Regions from separate parts of the Homo sapiens genome. Here regions 1 and 2 are each linked to region 3. The links are chromatin loops, found by intact Hi-C in ENCODE. Cell type or tissue: ascending aorta. All regions are shown on one strand. Links, peaks and the distances in the headings refer to the core of each region. The heading gives the core; the rest is flanking DNA.

What was found. Hi-C counts contacts between places; a loop is a spot of excess contacts. Peaks named below come from ENCODE experiments on the same cell type or tissue, not always from the same donor. Only the 100,000 strongest peaks of a DNase experiment are listed, where the experiment ranks them.
Region 1: a loop joins it to region 3, with 2.1 times the contacts of the local background. A loop is called at or near these places in 2 of 110 quality-filtered maps.
Region 2: a loop joins it to region 3, with 9 times the contacts of the local background. A loop is called at or near these places in 11 of 110 quality-filtered maps.

The regions. Positions count from the first base shown.
Region 1 is chr12:93,915,446-93,921,527 of GRCh38, forward strand. All of the region lies in intron 1 of LOC105369911 (a long non-coding RNA gene), which reads right to left. Among named protein-coding and RNA genes, the nearest start is that of CRADD-AS1, 180 kb to the left of the region's middle. In ascending aorta, for the core only: no CTCF peak of the experiment used is centred there; DNase peaks (open chromatin) are centred at 2,086, 2,894 and 3,166; H3K27ac peaks cover 4,121 bases.
Region 2 is chr12:94,072,964-94,079,045 of GRCh38, forward strand. No RefSeq gene overlaps it. Among named protein-coding and RNA genes, the nearest start is that of PLXNC1, 73 kb to the right of the region's middle. In ascending aorta, for the core only: CTCF peaks have their summits at 1,858 and 2,523 (motif pointing left); DNase peaks (open chromatin) are centred at 1,458, 1,838 and 2,488; H3K4me3 peaks cover 615 bases; H3K27ac peaks cover 3,660 bases.
Region 3 is chr12:93,811,577-93,817,658 of GRCh38, forward strand. The region is part of intron 2 of CRADD (CARD and death domain containing adaptor protein); the gene reads left to right. Among named protein-coding and RNA genes, the nearest start is that of CRADD-AS1, 77 kb to the left of the region's middle. In ascending aorta, for the core only: no CTCF peak of the experiment used is centred there; DNase peaks (open chromatin) are centred at 1,796, 2,080, 2,555, 3,055 and 1 weaker place; H3K4me3 peaks cover 1,709 bases; H3K27ac peaks cover 3,963 bases.

The DNA of each region.
Region 1 (6,082 bases), core at 313-5,312, 100 kb after region 3:
TCAGGTTCTTCCACAGCAACAATAAATCAGCACAGCCTCTCCTTGTGGCCACCGTAGATTTGCTGACCCTCTGCGTCTGCTCCCTGCCAAACCCAAGAGCTGAGGGTTGGGCCGTCAGCATCTGCCCCTTTATGCAAAGGGTTTCTGAAATGACAAGTCATGCCCACAGGACCCTGCTGTAGAATTCCTCAGGGCTGGGCAGGGACTGAGTGGGACAGAGAGAGACTCCAGTCCCCCTTCTTAGATGTGTTCTCAGAGAGATAAACATTTCTATTTGGTGGGAAAGGATCCCACCAAAAATGGGCTGCTGGTATGGTGTCTGGGCAGAAAAACCACTGAAGTGTCTCCCACAGGGCAAATCAGGAAAACGTGGGCATCAAAATAAATAACAATGGGTCAGGCGCAGTGGCTCATGCCTGTAATCCCAGCACTTTGAGAGGCCGAGGGGGGCAGGCCATTTGAGGTCCAGAGTTTGAGACCAGCCTGGCCAACATGGTGAAACCCCATCTCTACTAAAAATACAAAAATTAGCCGAGCATGGTGGCAGGCACCTGTAATCCCAATTACTCAGGAGACTGAGGCAGGAGAATTGCTTGAACCCAGGAGGTGGAGGTTGTGGTGAGCCAAGAGATCACATCACTGCACTCCAGCCTGGGCAACAGAGCAAGACTCTGTCTCAAAAAAATAAAAAATTAATAATAATAATTATAATAATGGCAGCACATTGAACCCATTAAATATAATAGGAAGCCATGACTCCACCTAACTGAATACATAAATGGAAAGTTTAATGAAGAATAGGATATATGTATGTTTTTAAACTACCTCACCACAAAATACTTATTAATTACTAAGAATGACTTATTAATTACAAAGTCTAAACAAAATACTTATTCATTACAAAAAGTACAAGAACCAGTGGAAAGCCTGACAGACGCTTCCTTAAGCAAGAGATCAAAGTGAACACTATCATGATGGGACAAGCTGAGCTCATGTGTCACCTGACAGGATGCAGCAAGAAGACCCCGACATCCCGTTGGTGACATTCCTGCCAAAGACACATAGCCTGAATCTACTTGTAGGGAAACACAGACACACCCAAACTGAGAGGCATTCAGCAACACAGCTGACCTTGAAATATTCAAAAGTGTCAGGATCAGGCCAGGCACGGTGGCTCATGCCTATAATCCCAGCACTTTGTGAGGCTGAGGCTGGTGGATTGCCTGAGCTCAGGAGTTCAAGACAAGCCTGGGCAACATGGTGAAACGCCGTCTCCACCAAAACAATACAAAAAATTAGCCAGGCATAGTAATGTGCATCTGTGGTCCCAGCTATCGAGAGGCTGTGGCGGGAGAATCGCTTGAGCCTGGGAGGCAGAGATTGCAGAGAGCCAAGATCATGCCACTGCACTCCAGCCTGGGAGACAGAGTGAGACCCTGTCTCAAAAAAAAAAAAAAAAAAAGTATCAAGAAAGACAAAGAAAGACTGAGAAGGTATTCCAGACAAAGGAAGTAAAAAACACAGCCAGCCTGTAGTCTCAGTACTTTGGGAAACCAAGACAGGAGAATCACTTCAGCCTAGGAGTTTCAGACCAGCTTGGGCAACATAGTCAGACCCTGTCTCTAAAAAATAAAAATTAAAAAAAAAAAAAAAAGAACCAACCGTAACTTGGTTCTGGACTGGATTATTTTGTTGTAAAGAACATTATTGGGACAATTGGCATAACTCAAATGGGATCTGAGGAATAGACAGCAGGGCTATGTCAATGTTGATTTCCTGATTTTGCTGGTTAATGTGGGGTCATGCAGGACCACATCCTTGTTTGGAGGAATTCCACCCTAAAGTATTTAGGGGCAATGGGACATCAAATTGCAACTTACCATCAAATGGTTTAGGAAAAAATAATTCTTTGTACTGTCCTCCAATTTTTCCATAAATGTGATTTTGTTTTTCAAAATAAAAAAAATAAAAAAGAAAAGTAAGAAAAAAAAGAAGTCAGTGCCTTGTTTAGCTGGGAGGAAGGCCATGGTCTTGGGCACAAGCCTGAGATGTTTCTCGAAATTGAATTGCCTCTTTGCTGACTCCTGTGGGGACCTGGGTGGAAATGGAGGAGGGAGGCCTAAGATATCAGATGAATAAGTTTGCTCATAATCTTGCTACTCAGTTAGAAGGATTCATGATGATTTGTTGTGTAATCTTTTAGGAATGTGTGTGTGTGTGTGTGTGTGTGTGTGTGTGTGTGTGTGTGTAGAAACCTTTTTTTTTTAACTGGACAACATACTATGCCTACCGTTTATGAGCTTGCCTACTTCATGGTATTCTTCAACATCATTTTTAAAGGTTAGCTAATGAGTATCCCATTGGATGTGAATCATCATTTAGTTTACTAACCCCAGCTGGAGTTGGATTTGACATTCCTTGGTCCACCCTCCATACCTCATATTTTCAGTTCATGCTGTGCCTCAATGAGAAAGAAAAGAGGGAAGAGCTGCCAGGTTCTTTCTGGAAGACCTTATATTGTTTCCCACTTTCCCATGAACAGAATTGGGCAATGGGAGGAAGTTTTGAGGAGAGATTAAGATCATGCTCAGATGAGCTAGGTTTAATGACCAATTCTCCTCTTACCAGCCATGTGAAGTTGGACATGTTACCTGACATCTGTGTGCCTCAGTTTCCTCATCTGTAAAAGGGGGTGAAATGAAAAGTACCCATCTCACAGCGTTATTGAAAGATGAACAGACTCTAAGTAGCTGGCACATGTAAGTGCTCATTGGTGTTGGCCATTGTTAATACTATGAATAAATGTAAGAGGCAACTTTTGAGGTCTGCAGAAGGTTAAAAAGACACCAAGTGGGGCAACCTCCTCTGCCGAAGGGGAAATAGTCCTCTGTGTTGGTGGTGAGGCATAATTATGATGGAAAAAACATTTTCCAAGGTCTGGAACTGACGTGTACTCCTTGTGACATTTTAATCTGTGAGTAATAGATTCCATTGCCTACAGGGCTGCAATTTTTCCATTTATTGCTTTTTCCTCTTCTCTCCCAAACCTGGATTCTGCCTTTTCTCAGCTCCAGCCTGCCTCTAGCAACCATGAACTGTTTCTGGATAATCCCCTTCCCGCGCCAGCTTCTCTACTCAACTCAGGCAAGGAAGCCGAAAGCCCCAGAGCCACACTGCCTTTCTCGGGGAAAGTGGAGAGGACCTACTGTTTGCTCCATTAGTTACATTGCTTTCCATGCTCATGACAACTCTCTAATGCAGACACTGCAATGATCCAGGGTGCAGCAGAGGGGTTCCATGAATGGGCTTTGGAATCAGCGAGTACAGGACTGGCTTTGCCTCTCATACACTCACTGTGAAACCTGAACATCTGAGGCTCAGTTTTCTTATCTCTAGAATGAGCGGGACAATACTAATGACCTTACAGGACTATTAGGAAGATTGAGTTAAATCACACATGTAAAGTATATGCTTGTATTAGTCTGTTTTCACTCTGCTATAAAGAACTGCCTTAAACTCGGTAATTTATGAAGGAAAGAGGTTTAATTGACTCACAGGTCAGCATAGCTGGGGAGGCCTCAGGAAACTTACAATCATGGCAGAAGGGGAAGGGGAAGCAAGGCACCTTCTTCACAGGCGGCAAGAAGGAGAAGTGCCAAGTGAAGGGGGGAGAGTTCCTTATAAAACCATCAGATCTCGTGAGAACTCACTCATTCTCACAAGAACAGCATGGGGAGAATCGCCCTTATGATTCAATTACCTCCACCTGGTCTCTCCTTTGGCACATTGGGATTATGGGTATTATAGGGATTACAATTCAAAATGAGATTTAGGTGGGGACACAAAGCCTAACCATGTAAATGGTTAATTAAACCTATTTCCTTCAATGATACAGCCCCTAGAGCACAATGGATGCTCAGTAGATGCTAATTACCATAATTATCATTATTTGGAGTTGAAAAAATGAGCCTTGGGGTAATATAATTATTATAACTATAATTAATAATTATACTCTTCTCATTACATTTTGGAGGTGCAGAAACCCTGGTATACTTATCTCTAAGTTTAGTCCTTTTCCCACTGTACACAGCGGCTTGTCCCACTGTGCTGAAAACTACCATTCCCCTATCTTCTATAGTAATAGAAATTCTAGATGATTGTATGACCACCAGCTAAGATTACATTTCCCAGGCATCCTTGAGGCAAGATGTGGCCATGTGACTAGTTTGGCTGGTCGAATGCGCGTGGAAGTGGTATTTGAAGCTTCCTGGTTAGGTATTTACAAGGAAAGGGCCTGCTTTCCCTTGTCCCTTTCCCTCTTGGGTTGACTGAGTGGATTTTGACATAGAAGGATATAAACTTCTATCTTGTGTAAGCCATTGTATTTTGAGTCTCTTTGTTACAGCAGTCAAACCCTCAAAGAGAGGGAGTAGCAGTGTTGGTAGTAACAGGACTCAGGCTAGGAGTCAGGAGACTTGGCTCTATCCCTCATTTGCTTCATGGCTAAAATATTCATTTGCTCCCTTATCTGACAACATTTTGCCAGCACCTGTACAAGACATTAGCAAGAGATAAATAAAACATAGCTCCAGAAATTATCTAATCCATCTGCAGTCTTGGTGATGTTATCCATGTTAATCTTTCAGGACGATATGCTCACTTATAGAGGATATGGAGTTCAGTTGCAGATGCAGACCAGGGCTCTTAAATAATTGCTCTGCAGGTTCCAAACATTTTATGGGTTCAGAATGGGTTACAAGGCTGTTAATATACTGAGCAAAATGCTTAAAACAATCATAGATGTTGAGACACTTACTAATTGCAAATCCTTTGCAAGATATCGAACCTCAGTTCCAGTTGTCATATGGAAATAATGGTATGAAGGGAATTAAATTAGAGAACACATATAAAGTACTTAACACTCTATCTGACATTTAGGAAGCAGTCAATAAGTGCTGTTGACAATGACAACAATGAAAACAATGACAATGATGATGATGATGAAGGCATAGGCTTGATTTTCCACTGCCCTGGAAAATCGGCCAACCAAGGCCCTCAGAAAAGCAGTCATCACCAATACTCTGCCACCCATGTGTACTCTGAGGGCCAAACGAGGCTGTCTTTGTTAAAACACTTTTTAAGAAGGGAGATGTGATAGTGGGGGGACATCTTTGACAACATCCAAACCTGCAGCATTCCACCCTACCTACCTTGGTCCCTCAAATTACTTTTCTTGTCTTTGCCAAGCTCCCATCTGATGACTGCTGCTGCATTGCAATGCTTTACTATTAACTCTGAGGGGTTATTCTATTGACTAGTGATCGTCATCTAGTCTCCATGTCCACTGGGATCTGTCCACATACATGCAAAATTCATCAGATAAAAGTCAGGAAAAGGAAAAAGTTTTAGTCTAATGATTATATTAAATAACCTCTTTACCTTTGAATACTCATAATGAGTTACCTTTTTGAATTCTGGAATGCTGACTCTCAATACAAGGTGCTATACATGGAATTTCATATATATTGTATTGTATGTTCCTTAATTCCACAGACTAATGATTATTATCCTGACTGCAGGTAAGGAAACTGATTCAGGATGTAACTTCCTAGGTACATAGAGGCAAATCAAGAAACTAATAAAGTTTAAGCTCAGCCCCCTTGTTTACACAATCCTCTTCCAAGACCCTGTACTGATCTCGAATCCATGTTTGTGCTCTTTTTCTTAGAGAGCCCCCCGAATTTTATCAGCTACAAGCCCTACAAAATCTGGATCTGTCCCTATAAGTCATATAGATGCTAAATATTGGAGCCAGAATTTGAACAGCAATTATTTAGTATTTTAATTAAGTGTAACTTGAATTCTTTGTAATTTATTAAAATAGTGGTATAGGCACATAAAGTTGTGCCAATGAACCAATGCTGGTCCATGAGTTTGGGATTGGAATCTCCCAGTGATATGCCCAAATGATATGCTGCATAAATTTTATGGAGTCAATATATTGGTATCAGCACTTCCTATTGCCCAAGGTTCTACACTTGATAATGACCATAATACCTTGGTTTTACAGAACATATATTCT
Region 2 (6,082 bases), core at 585-5,584, 260 kb after region 3:
CACCTCCCAACCAGCCAAGTGATTATTAAGCATAATAAAGTTTGGAGCTGCTGGTCCAGGAACTAAGTTTGATGGGATAAAAAAAAGAAGATAAAGGATAATTATTTAAGTGCCCATAGATTCTTGGCATTCACATAGGTGCCAACCTATAATATAAATGACTGGCCTTATCCATCATGTTTGAATATTCCCAATGGGTGGCACATTGTGTTCCATTAAAAATAGCTGGGTAAGGCCACTTGACAGAATTTTAAATAGGCAATATAAATTGTTACACACGTCCCTTCTGAAGGGACATTTTTAATGTAGAGTCTTTTGTCTAAAGATAAATTTCTAATGTTCTTTCCACCTGTCTCCTATGCCCCCAGAACACCCAGTCTTGGCTTTTCTTGGTACTTTACTAAATGCCACGAAGCTGAGGACTCACTGCTTTTCAATGCCAGCATTTCTGACCCAGGCTCCTCTCCCACAGCCAACCCATCACTAGGGCCAAATCAGCAATTGTACCTGCCGTAACAATCTGGGTGAGCGCCCAGGGGACAGCCTGTTCTGGTTGAAGCAGGACCTGAAGTTCTTACGGCACATTGACTCAGCAGGACTCAGATGCTTCCACAAGCCAGATGGGCAGTGGGGGTTTCCATATCCTCAGCCTGCAATCTCTTTAGCCCAGATAATAGGCCCACCAGCTGGTCATCCACTCCCGAAGTTTTCAGCTGGGCATTTCTCCATCCATTTAAAAGTACAGTAAGCTTTATAGATACATAGATGCTCCAGAACCATTTGGAATAAATTGAGCATGTGGCAGAGGAAGAGGGCAGGGGATTTCCAAGAACGACCAGCAGCACTTGGAGATTTGTTTCTTAAAAAACACGACTCCTTTTCTTCTCTGATCCTGTGGTCTATTGTGAAATGACCAGAGATTTCTCCCAAGGATCTTGAGAGAGAGAGAGAGAGAGACAGAGAGAGAGAGAGAGAGAGAGAACCAAGTGCTATCGGCAAAGAGGCCATACTTGGATGCCATGATCATCAGACATTTCTCTGGCCCCTAGAATGAGTTGGAACAGAGATGCGGCGTGCAAAAGCCTGAGCCTGGAGCCCGGGGTGATTTTAGAAAAGCAACACTCCCTCACCTGGGAGACACAGAAACCTTGAGAAAAGTGTGGAGCATGTGCTTGTGCTGAGGTGATCTATATATCTGGGGCCCAAGGTACCTGCATGGACAGCTAGTTAACATTCTTATTTTTGCCATTATTACTTTTGTTTTCCTAACTCCCCCGGACTCACTCTGCCCACCCCCACCAATGTTGTCTCCCCATCTGAAATGCCCTCCCTCAAAGCTCCCCTCCTCCACGCTGTCTTTCCTGACCAGAGTTCTCACTGACCTCCCGCTGCTCAGGGCGCTCCTAACAGTCATCTACCCACGTTATTCTGTGCGTATGAATCTGACATTCCCAATATGATTGTGCGTCAGGCGCCAAGCCTGGGCACCCTTCGTTATTCCACCTCACTACCCAGCCAAAGCGGGTGTCTGCTAAATGCCTGCTGACTCGTTGGCAGTGGGCTGGGACATAGAAATAATCTTTAAAAACTGAATTGGGTAATACAATAGACTTTGTGAAAAACAGATATACCTGAATGATGAGAAACAAGTTTGGCAAAACAAGACAGTAGAATTATTCCATCATTCTGCATCTAAAAAAAGTTAGAGGGAGAGAGAAAAATGAAAAGTTCCCAGTGACATCAGCTTTGGCAGTCCCTAATGGAAAGTGGCCTTGCCAGAGCCCTGCTCCCTCGCTCAATTGGGAACGCTTTTCATTAATGCTATTAACCTGGCCCCACAGTCAGAGGCACAGCCTGCTGGGCCAAATGTGCTCGGTTCCAATTGCTGAATCATCTCCATCTCTTTTGCCCTTCCTAATACCTTCAAGAACTAGGAGAAGCAAAGGAGGGCAGCAAAGAATTAGAAGAAGCACCAAGCACTATCAACATTAGCAAATCAGTACTAGGAAGTAGCTTGGCCGCTTCCTTCCATTTCCTTCCAACCCTGGGAACTCTTTCCATTAAAAACATTTCTCCACCACATCCATGTTTTAGACTTCTCACTGTATCAGCCCAAAGGAAAACTCAGCTCTCCATCCCCAACCACATACCATGAGCGATTTCCTTCTAAGGGAGGAAAGTCACCCTTTGCAGTTTACAGCTTAATTGCTTGACATCAATCAAGAAACCCTAGTAACATCCTGGGAATTCTGGGACCTTCTGAAAGCAGCCTGGAAGATCAGAAGTCTTTCCAGCTGCCCCCTAGACTCAGCATGATTAAAAGGTGCGGAAGGACCCCCAGATGGGAGATGTGGAGAAAAACACCAAGAAGGAAGTGAAAGTCAGACATAACCAAGAAGGAGGCAAATTTAATCTTCTCTGAGCTGGAAAATTAAAGCCAAGAGAATTCTATTATTAGGAACCTCTGTTCCGAAGGCTGGGTGGGGGCGGGATGCAAAAAAGGCTGCACTGCCCTCTATTGGGACCTAACAGCACTCAGCTAAGGGCTCTTCATTCATGATCTCAGTTAGTCATTGCACAACTTTTGGGAGCTATTAGTAATGGAAAAAAGACCAGAGAAATCAAGTAACTTGCTCTAGCTCATGCAACTAGGAAATGGCACAAGCAAGGATACTAAACCAGGGACAAATGGCTTTCCCAGTTTATTTTCTTGCCATTCATCTTTATAGCCAAGCTTTTCCTCCTTGGACCCAGAACATGGCATGTTGTAAGCGTTTGCCAGCAGTTCTCTCTGGCATGATGGGTCTCAAAGCTAGCTGCCTATTAGAACTACCTGGAGACATGCTCTAACCTGCCAAGTGTTCAAGCCCCACCTCCAGTGATTCTGATTTTAATTGATCTTATGTAGATCCTAGCTTAAGTAGGTTTTAAAAGTTCTCCAGGTGATTCTAACATATAGCCAGTGCTAAGAATTCCTGTTCTAGCTGCAGAAGATATAGAGGCAAAACACATGGCCCCTTCCAAACCTGGGACTTGTATTTAATAGAATTTAATACGTTTAGAGGGCTTCACTAAAGAAAAATCACTTTTGAAGGCTGTAGGCTTTCTAGTGGAATGTTAGTTCTGCTTTATGGTATGGTAGGCTGAATAATAGTCCCCCAAAGAGCTTCACGTCTCAATCCTTTGGAACCTATAAATAGATTACTTTACACAGAAAAAGAGACTTTGCAGATGTAATTACATTAAAGATCTTGAGTTGAGGAGATTATCCTAGATTATCTGGATGGCCCAGATATAATCACAAGGGTCCTTCGAAGAGAGGCAGGGGAGTCAGAGTTAGAGAAGATGTGATGATGGAAGTGGAGGTTGGAATGGTGTGAGGAAGGAATACAAAAAATGCAGTGGCCTCTAGAAGCTGAAAAAGGGAGAGGAAACATCCTCCTTTAGATCCTTCAGAAAGAACAGTCCTGCACAGGCTTGACTTTAGCCCATTGAGACTGATTTTGAACTTCTGACCTCCAGAATCATAAGAATAAATTTGCATTGTTATGAGCCACTAAATTTGTGTTATTTGTTACAGCAGCAAGGGGAACTAATACAGATGTGGTGCAGCTCGCTTCAGCCATCTGAGGCTTGGGTTCCTCACCTCTAAAATGGATACTCATACCTACTTCAATAGGACTAAATTCAATAATTATAAGGAATTCTTGTGGCTGGCACACAGTAAGTGTTCAATAAACGGCACCTACTATTACACTATTACACCTACTACTACTACAGCTACTATTACACTCATCCATAGAGGAACCTGGGATTCTCATCTCCTGAGAATCCCAGGTTCCTCATGCAGCTCTGAGTCAAAACAGGTGGGGCACAAAGTGGAAAAAATATAATAAGATGTGAGAAGAAAGAGGCTTTTAGTTGTGCCCAAATACATTTCTACAGGACAAGGGATCAAGGTGAATGGAAAATAAATTAGCAAGAGAGCAGTGGCAGCAGAATTTCTCAGCCAGCTGGCCTCTGGGGGATGTTTGCACACGCTGGTTCTGAACATGCTATCAGATTCCTGGCACTATTGGGTCCACTTCCCAGGAACTCAGCCCCTTATTGTAAGAATTCACAAAGAGAAAGAGAAAAGGAATTAGAATCATCATAATACCTAAAGGACCCAGAAATATACAAGTTCCCCTGTCCAAATACAGCTAGCCAGTCAATTTCTGAGCAGTTGGACAATTTCAGGTTCTTAAGCTCTCACAAGAATAAAACATTGTTTTCTATCTATGTAGTGTTGGTTGGATTGATAGTATTAATGGACATTCTACCATGTATGAGACTTATGACCTTAGGCAAATTACTCTGTTCTTCAGCTTCTTCACCTGTAAAACAGGGACAAGGGTAACACCTAGTTGTAGGGTTGTCATGAAGATTAAATGATTTATACATGCAAAGGGCATAGTAAAGTGCCTGGCACACAGTCAAGTGCTCGGTAAGTTAGCTATTAACATTCCCAGCAGGGTTATTTTTATTTTGGAAAAAGACATGAGGCTAGGTGAAGGAAGCCACCGACTTAGAATACTTTTCATGAAGAACAGTATTTTTGTTGTTGTTGTTGAGACAGGTTCTCACTCTGTCACCCAGGCAGGATGGGGTGCAGTCACGCAATCATAGCCCACTGCAGCCTCAAACTCCTGGGCTCAAGCAATCCTCCCACTTCAGCCTCCTGAGTAGCTGGGACTAAGACACAATCCACCACACCCAGGTAATTTTTTTATTCTTTGTACAGACAGGGTCTCACCATATTACCCAGGCTGGTCTTGAATTCATGGCCTCAACTGATCCTCCTGCCTTGGCCTCCCAAAGTTCTGAGATTACAGGTGTGATCCACCGTGCCTGGCAGAAAGACAGTAATTTTTAATGTCCTTTTATTGTTTTATGTAGTTTTGTTTTTAAAGGAGCTTCAAGAGAAAGAAGTCCAAAATAGGAGCCAGATACAGGCACGTATTCACTCAGCCAATATTTATTGACTGTCAATTATATACCAGGAACTTTTCTAGGAACTGGGGCCTAAAGATAAACAAAATCTGTTCCCTACACATAAGGAGTGTTCAGCATAATGGTGGAAAGAGAGATGGTAGATTCCTAGCACAAGACAGCAAGACACATGCTGCAATAAGAGTAGGTAGGGCATGGTGAAGAGATACATAGGAGAAAATCTGATCTGGGATAGGGGACATCAGGGAGGACTTCCTGGAGGAAGCAACATCTAAATTGGCTGAGTAGGTTTGCAGATGGATGATAAGGATGTGGAGAGTTTTAGAGGAAACCAGCTCTTCCGAAGTTTTGAGGGCAAGAGCAAGCAGTGTTTTCAGGAAACTGCAGTCAAGATGAACCCAAGGGGTGGGGCCAGGCCTGAAACGGGAGGTGAGAGATTCAGCAGGAGTTCTAAATGCCATTCAGATCACAGATCACAAAGATGGAGAACCATGATAACGAGTTTGTATTTTAGCTTGAGGACAATGAGGAGCTGTTGAAAGGCTTTAAGCAGGGCAATTTCACAATAAGATTTGAGCTTTAGAAAGATCACTCTCAGGAGAGTAGTTGAAAGACAAGATCAAAGTCAGAAAGACAAGCTGGAAAACTATTGCAATAATTCTGGTGAAAGATAAAAGAAGACAGAGTCAAGGTACTGGCAGTGGGGAATGATTAGGCATGGACAGATGTTAGAATGGCAGACCTGCAGACTCTGTGATCAGGTGAGAAAGGGAGGAAAAAAATCTCATTTCCAGGTTTCTAACTTGGATGAAAGGTGGTACCACTCACTAATTCAGGAAATCCAGGAAGCAGAAGTTTGAGAGGCAGGTAATGAGCTCAGCTTTTGACACCTTGATGTGGACACATTGAAGGCCTGTGGGGACCTTCAAGTGGACATGCGCAGTTAGCAGCTAGATATGAGCCTTGAGTTCAAGATGAAGACTTGAGATTTGAGTCATTGGCCCATAGTTCGTCTATTTGAAACCATGGGAATGGGTGAGACCACCCGGGGACAGTGAGGAGTTCAAGGTGGAGGCATGATGTCCTCTGG
Region 3 (6,082 bases), core at 429-5,428:
GCTTTGAGACGTCGGGCAAGTGATTTAATCTCTTGAAATCTCAGTTTGTTCATCTGAGTAACAGGTGGTAAAATACATACATTGAAACGCTGCTAAAAGATTAAGCAATGAGAAGGCAAAATGGTACAGCAACTTTGGGAGACAGTTTGGCAGTTTCTTATACAACTAAACATACTCTTACCATATGATCCAGCAATCCATCTCCTTGGTTTTTACCCAAAGGAATTGAAAACTTATGTCCACACAAAAACCTGCGCACACAAATGTTTGTAGCAGCTTTATTCATAATTGCCAAGACTGGGAAGCAACCAAGATGCCCTTCAGTAACTGAGTGGATAAACTGTGGTATGTCCATCTGTATCTTTTATTCAGTGATAAAAGAAATGAGCTGTCAAGCCATGAAAAGACATGGAGGAACATTAAATACACGTTGATAAGTGAAAGAAGCCAGTCCAAAAGGCGGTATACTGTATGACATCTGGAAAAGGCAAAACTATAGAGAAAGTAAAAAAGATCAGTGATTGCCAGGCCTTCGGGGAAGGGAGTAAGGGATGAGTTGATGAAGCATAGGGGACTTTTAGGGCAGTGAAACTCTTCTATAGTATCTAGAATACTATATTACTCTATCAATCATAGAATGATACTAGAGAACATACTGTAGTGATGGACACATGTCGTTGTGTATTTGACAAACCCTTCTTTGTGTTGTACACGAAGAAGGAACCCTAATGTCAGCTATGGACTTTAGTTAGTAAGTCTTCTAAAAAGCTTAAACAAGGCAATGTGTATAAACTAACTGACTAACTGGCATAAATAAATAGTGGACTTCAAAAAAAATTCATAATCCTAGCACTTTGGGAGGCCGAGGTGGGTGGATCAACTGAGGTCAGAAGTTCAAGACCAGCCTGGCCAACTTGGCAAAACCCCATCTCTACTAAAAAAATACAAAAAAAAAAAAAAATTGTATTCTAAGTTCCAGGAATGTCATTTAGACATAGTTTCTTTTGGGGCTAGATGTATCAATTTTCATTAAAGGTGATATTATTATTTAAAAATCCAGCTGGTTGCTAAATGAGAATTAGCTACCCTTTATAACCAGGGATTGTTTCAAAGAAATGTAGTTATTTTCTCCCCTGTGGCCTATCTTGTGCAAAGTTAGTAATAGTTTGTTGCCAAATCCAAGGAAAGCAAACTCTGGCTCAGGCATGAGATTTATTTTTCTCACCATGATTTACAACTGGTGTAAAATTCAGGTCTGGACTTGGTTAGTTATAATGCTATCGCAATATACCGCATCTTGAGTTGATTTTGCCATATCCTGTATTGTTATGTAAAATGCTAACTTTAATTGAGAATTGCCCCAGTAGAATATCCTTATTTGTCCTGCATGAAGTTTCTCCTCTTTTGTATCAATTTTTTGTATGGTTCAAATTAGTGCGGGAAGAAAAGGCAGGAAATACAAATTTAAGGGATATGTGTTATATCATAAAAGAATTGTATCACAAAGCATTAAGACAATGCACAGAAAACTTTGCCAATAGCTGATAGAGCAGAAGGGATTGTATAATTAAATAAGAACTAACACCTATTTTGTAACTGGAAATTGCATTGTCAGAGTCCCTTTCCTTTTATCACTAGATGCTAAGAATCTAGCCATGTAAAAACTCCCAAAACATCCAAATTCAAAAAAACTGGAATCTAACGTGGTAATGCAGTTGTCAAGAACACGCAATAGTCTTTGGGCTTTTACAAAGCACTGAAAACTAAATGTTGCATTTGTGCCCTTATCTTCCACAACTTCTTTCTTGGCAGCTTTTCTTGGCTCACTTCAGACACACAGAATTTCAAGTAATCAGGGAAAGTTGGGACAGAAACTTCCTCTGTCTTTCCATGGCCTTTTCTTTTTCCTTTACGGATCTGTGATCCTATGCTTTCTCTCACATTCACATTATATGTGTCAGTTGGAGAAATCTTGATGCCCAGTTTCATTTGTTTCTTCTGTCCCACCTGTAACTAATTTAGGTTGAGTTCTCCGGCTCATGTATCAGAGTGTGTATGACAAATTATCTCAAAGCCCAGAGGGCCTCGGTGGTCCAAGTCCCAGCAACAAGGGACACCTGCTGTCATGACATGGGCTTGACCTGGGTTCTGTGGACATTAAGGAACCACTGTCCTGAGAGGGGGGTATGGAGCTAAGCTAGGGGAGGGAGCAGGATGAGCTTAGAGCTGCCGAGGAAACGGAAAGAGTCTATAGGCTTTAAAAAAGAGGAGAGAAAGAAAGAAGAATAAAAGATGTTTCTGGAGACTCTGAGAATAGTTAAGAGTCCAGGGCCAGCCAGAATCACCCTTTCCCCCAGCTACCGAGAGTGCCACAGAGCAGAAATTGACTTGGAAGATATTGCTCCTAGACCAAAAGTCCAAATTAAGGGGTATAGGCAGTTAAGGGCAAGTGAGGGCAGTAGAGATGGTTGTCCGAGTCCAGTGGCCATGAGAGGTTTCTCAGCTGCCTGCCAATTCTCTTCTGGGACAATGCCAGCCATAAAGTACAAGCCATGCTTTGGTGTGGGCTGTAGACATATTGTTTTCCCATAACTACTGTCATTCAAACAGGATCTAGTTTCTTGGCATGAGCAAATTGTTCCCGCTGAATACACACACTATGTCCGCTATGGGGCAAGGCAAAGCGAATCCTCCAAGGAACTGGATGGATTTTTCATTCTGAGATAAGCAGTTTTTTTGTGGGGGCGGGGGAGGTGGAGAGGAGCCAGCTTCACTCTCTGTTCATGCGAGTTTTGAATGAAATGAGTAAAGTTCATGTTCCCCCCAGAGTACACAAGGTTCAAGTGGGATTACCCAGTGGGAATCCAGCCCGATTGTAATTTAACTTGTTCGAGGGATCTAAATATTTAATCTGCCTTCATCACGAATCCTAGAATCCTATGTAAGCAGCAAAGGCCGAGGGTCTGAAAGTAAACACTGCAGTTAGAATCAGAAGTGTTGCAACTAGCACAACTGCTGCTGTGACGTCCTACAAACTTTGGAGAGTGCCAGAGGAAGCTAGCCTGAGAGCACAGAACTGGCAGTCACGAGGCCTGCATTCTCCAGCTTCGCCTGCCACCAACTCTCTGAGCCTCCAGGCCTCCTTTGTCAAGTAAGGACACAAGCAAAGCATCTCAGAAGACAAGTCATTTTCATAACTGGAAATGAGACAGAGCCAACAAGGATGCGTGAAACCAGCCACATAAATTGTGAAACCTATGTGATCATGTATATGTACAATGTTTTCTTAAAAAAAATTACCATTCCTAGATCTAATATCAATTTTTTGTATGATTTTGCCCCACATTTTGCTCAAATTATGCAGTGTTTGAAAGAGATTCTCTGCAGAGGTTGGAATCACCCCCTTGGGTGCTGGTAGCAATCTGTGAAGGTAGCTTTTTAGATGTCACAATGATTGGGGGTGGGGTGCTGGTGACATTGGATGGGCAGGTGCAGAACTGCTAAACAATGCTCTGGGCAATCCCACAAAGCGACCACCTGGCCCATATCTGGCATGACTTTCATGTCCCGCCGGACATTCAAGGAATCCGACTATGTTTTCTATATAAACATATAGTATTTTTCACATCTGAAAATATACACTGAATTTTCCAGGACTGTGTATAAATAGAGGTAAGATTGTACTTTATTTTGCTCAGAACTTTACCAAGAGTTATTAATAATCTCCAAAAAATCAAATTATAGCAAACACTAATGATGTTTGAGTCACTAAGCAACACACCTATATCTGTCTGCATTGTGATATCACATTCGTGGTTATTCTACAGGTACAAGAATCTGAGCCTCCCTTGTCCTTTAGTGCAATCAAGCAGAGTATCCACATACTGAAATACACAACATTTTCTGTAAGCTATTTTCTTTTCATTTCTCCTTTGTATTACAGTTTTCATGTTATATTAATTTAAAAACATGGGCAGGTTATATGATCTATGGATTTTATACCAGATTAGTAGAGTACTATAAAATGTTTGTTATAAAAAGTGTGTTTTATTTGATTGGGTTGAAAACTTCTGGGCCAGGTAATCCTAAAGTCTCTTAGCTTTTAAATTTTGTGAGCCTGTGAGATTATTTAGCCAAATGCCTTCATTTTTACTGGTGAGTAAACTGAAGCCCATTCAGTCTTTCATGCATTGTATTGCATTCAGAAATTGCTGTGATCATTGGGAGGGGAGAATGAAACTACCAAGCAAAAGAATATGATTTTAGTTTATTCTCTCCTTTCTTTTCCAGGATTACAAAGGCCCAGGAATAGCTAGTTAGCTTGCCCTGGTGTCACTGCTCACTCCTGTGAAGAATAAGGATAAACCATGAGGATAGTAGTGGTAATGGTGAAACAGAAAGAACACAGAAAGCTGATTCTAGAGTAGGGCTATCTAATAGAAATATCATGCAAGCCACCAATTGGAGCCACATATGTGGTTTACATTTGGAAGTAGCTACATTTTAAAAAGTAAAAAGAATATGTAACATTAATTTGAATGATATATTTTATTTAACCCAGTATATTCAAAGTATTATTATTTCAACATGAAAGGAATAGATTATTATTTTTTAAAGGCTTAATTTTATTTATTTATTTACTTATTTACTTATTTTTTGAGATGGAGTCTTGCTCTGTCGCCCAGGCTGGAGTGCAGTGGTGCGATCTCAGCTCACTGCAGCCTCCGCCTCTGTGGTTCAAGCAATTCTCCTGCCTCAGCCTCCCAAGTAGCTGGGATTACAGGCGTGTGCCGTGATGCCTGGCTAATTTTTTTTTTTTTTTGGATTTTTGGTAGAGGCAGGGTTTCACCATGTTCGTCAGGCTGGTCTCAAACTCCTGACCTCAAGTCATCTGCCTGCCTCAGCCTCCCAAAGTGCTGGAATTACAGGCGTGAGCCACCATACCCTGCCAGAAAACAATTATTAATGAGATATTTTATGCTTCTTTTATACTAAGCCTTCAAAATCTGGTGTGCACTTCACATTTAGAGCACACTTCAATTCAGACACAGATCATTTCAAGTGCTCAGTAGCCACACATGTCTAGTGGCTGCCATATTGGGTAGTGCGGCTCTAGTGCAATGGCTTTCAGCAGTTCTTCTGTTTCTACCCAGTTCACCTGTCTAGGCAGGAGACTTCCCATCCCTGTAGAATGACAATGGATGGGGAACGGGGGTGCAGCAGGTGGAGTTTACCATCACCTACTCCCTGCACTCGTCTGTGCACTAGAGTCATAGGCTTAAAAAATGTGAGACGGTTTCTGCTAAGACTTACTTGCAAGGTCATGCGACGACGTAGCAGGGTTCAAGCCTTGGAAGAGAGGACTAGTGATCTGAAATCAGAGGTCTGCCTTTGGAGAAGTGGTTGCTTGCCAGGAATTAGAGGGCTTAGTCCTGTAGAACTTTACTGAATAATTTTACAAATATAGTATTTTTAAAGTAATACCTTTTTTTTTCTCATTGTATCTTAATCTCATTTGGCTCATTCATGGTGCACAAATATAAAAGGTATTAGACCAGATGATTGTTTAAGTCTCTCCTAGTCGCTGTCACTGTCTCCTAATTTGGAAGGAGGTCCATCGGAGACTCAGATCTGGTCCTTCAAGAGACTGTGACTTCCAGCCAGGTCTCTCCCCAAGTGGCTCTGAGGTTTTTGAAGTGTGTTTTCAATGCCCAAGAGCTGTCTATGTTCAGCTGTGTGTGTGCTTGTGTTGTGGAGTCGGGTTCGGGACAGGGAACGTGGAGCTTAACCAGGCAAAGTGCTTTACGTCTATGACCCTGTTGAATCAGTGGAACAACCATTTGAGGTCGATGCTGTCGTTATTCTCATTTTCCACAAAAGGAAACAGAGGCAACAGAGGTTAAGCAACTCCTCCAAGGTCACAGTGGCTGTCGCCATTTCATTCTTTATGGTTGGCGGGCTGAATTTTCTTTCTTGGTGGAAACCTGCCTGCCCCTTCTTAGTCATCCTTCTTTTCCTCTTCTTCATGACATATTTTTCCCTTTTCTTCCCCTACTCCTCAACCACAAACACGCATCAGATG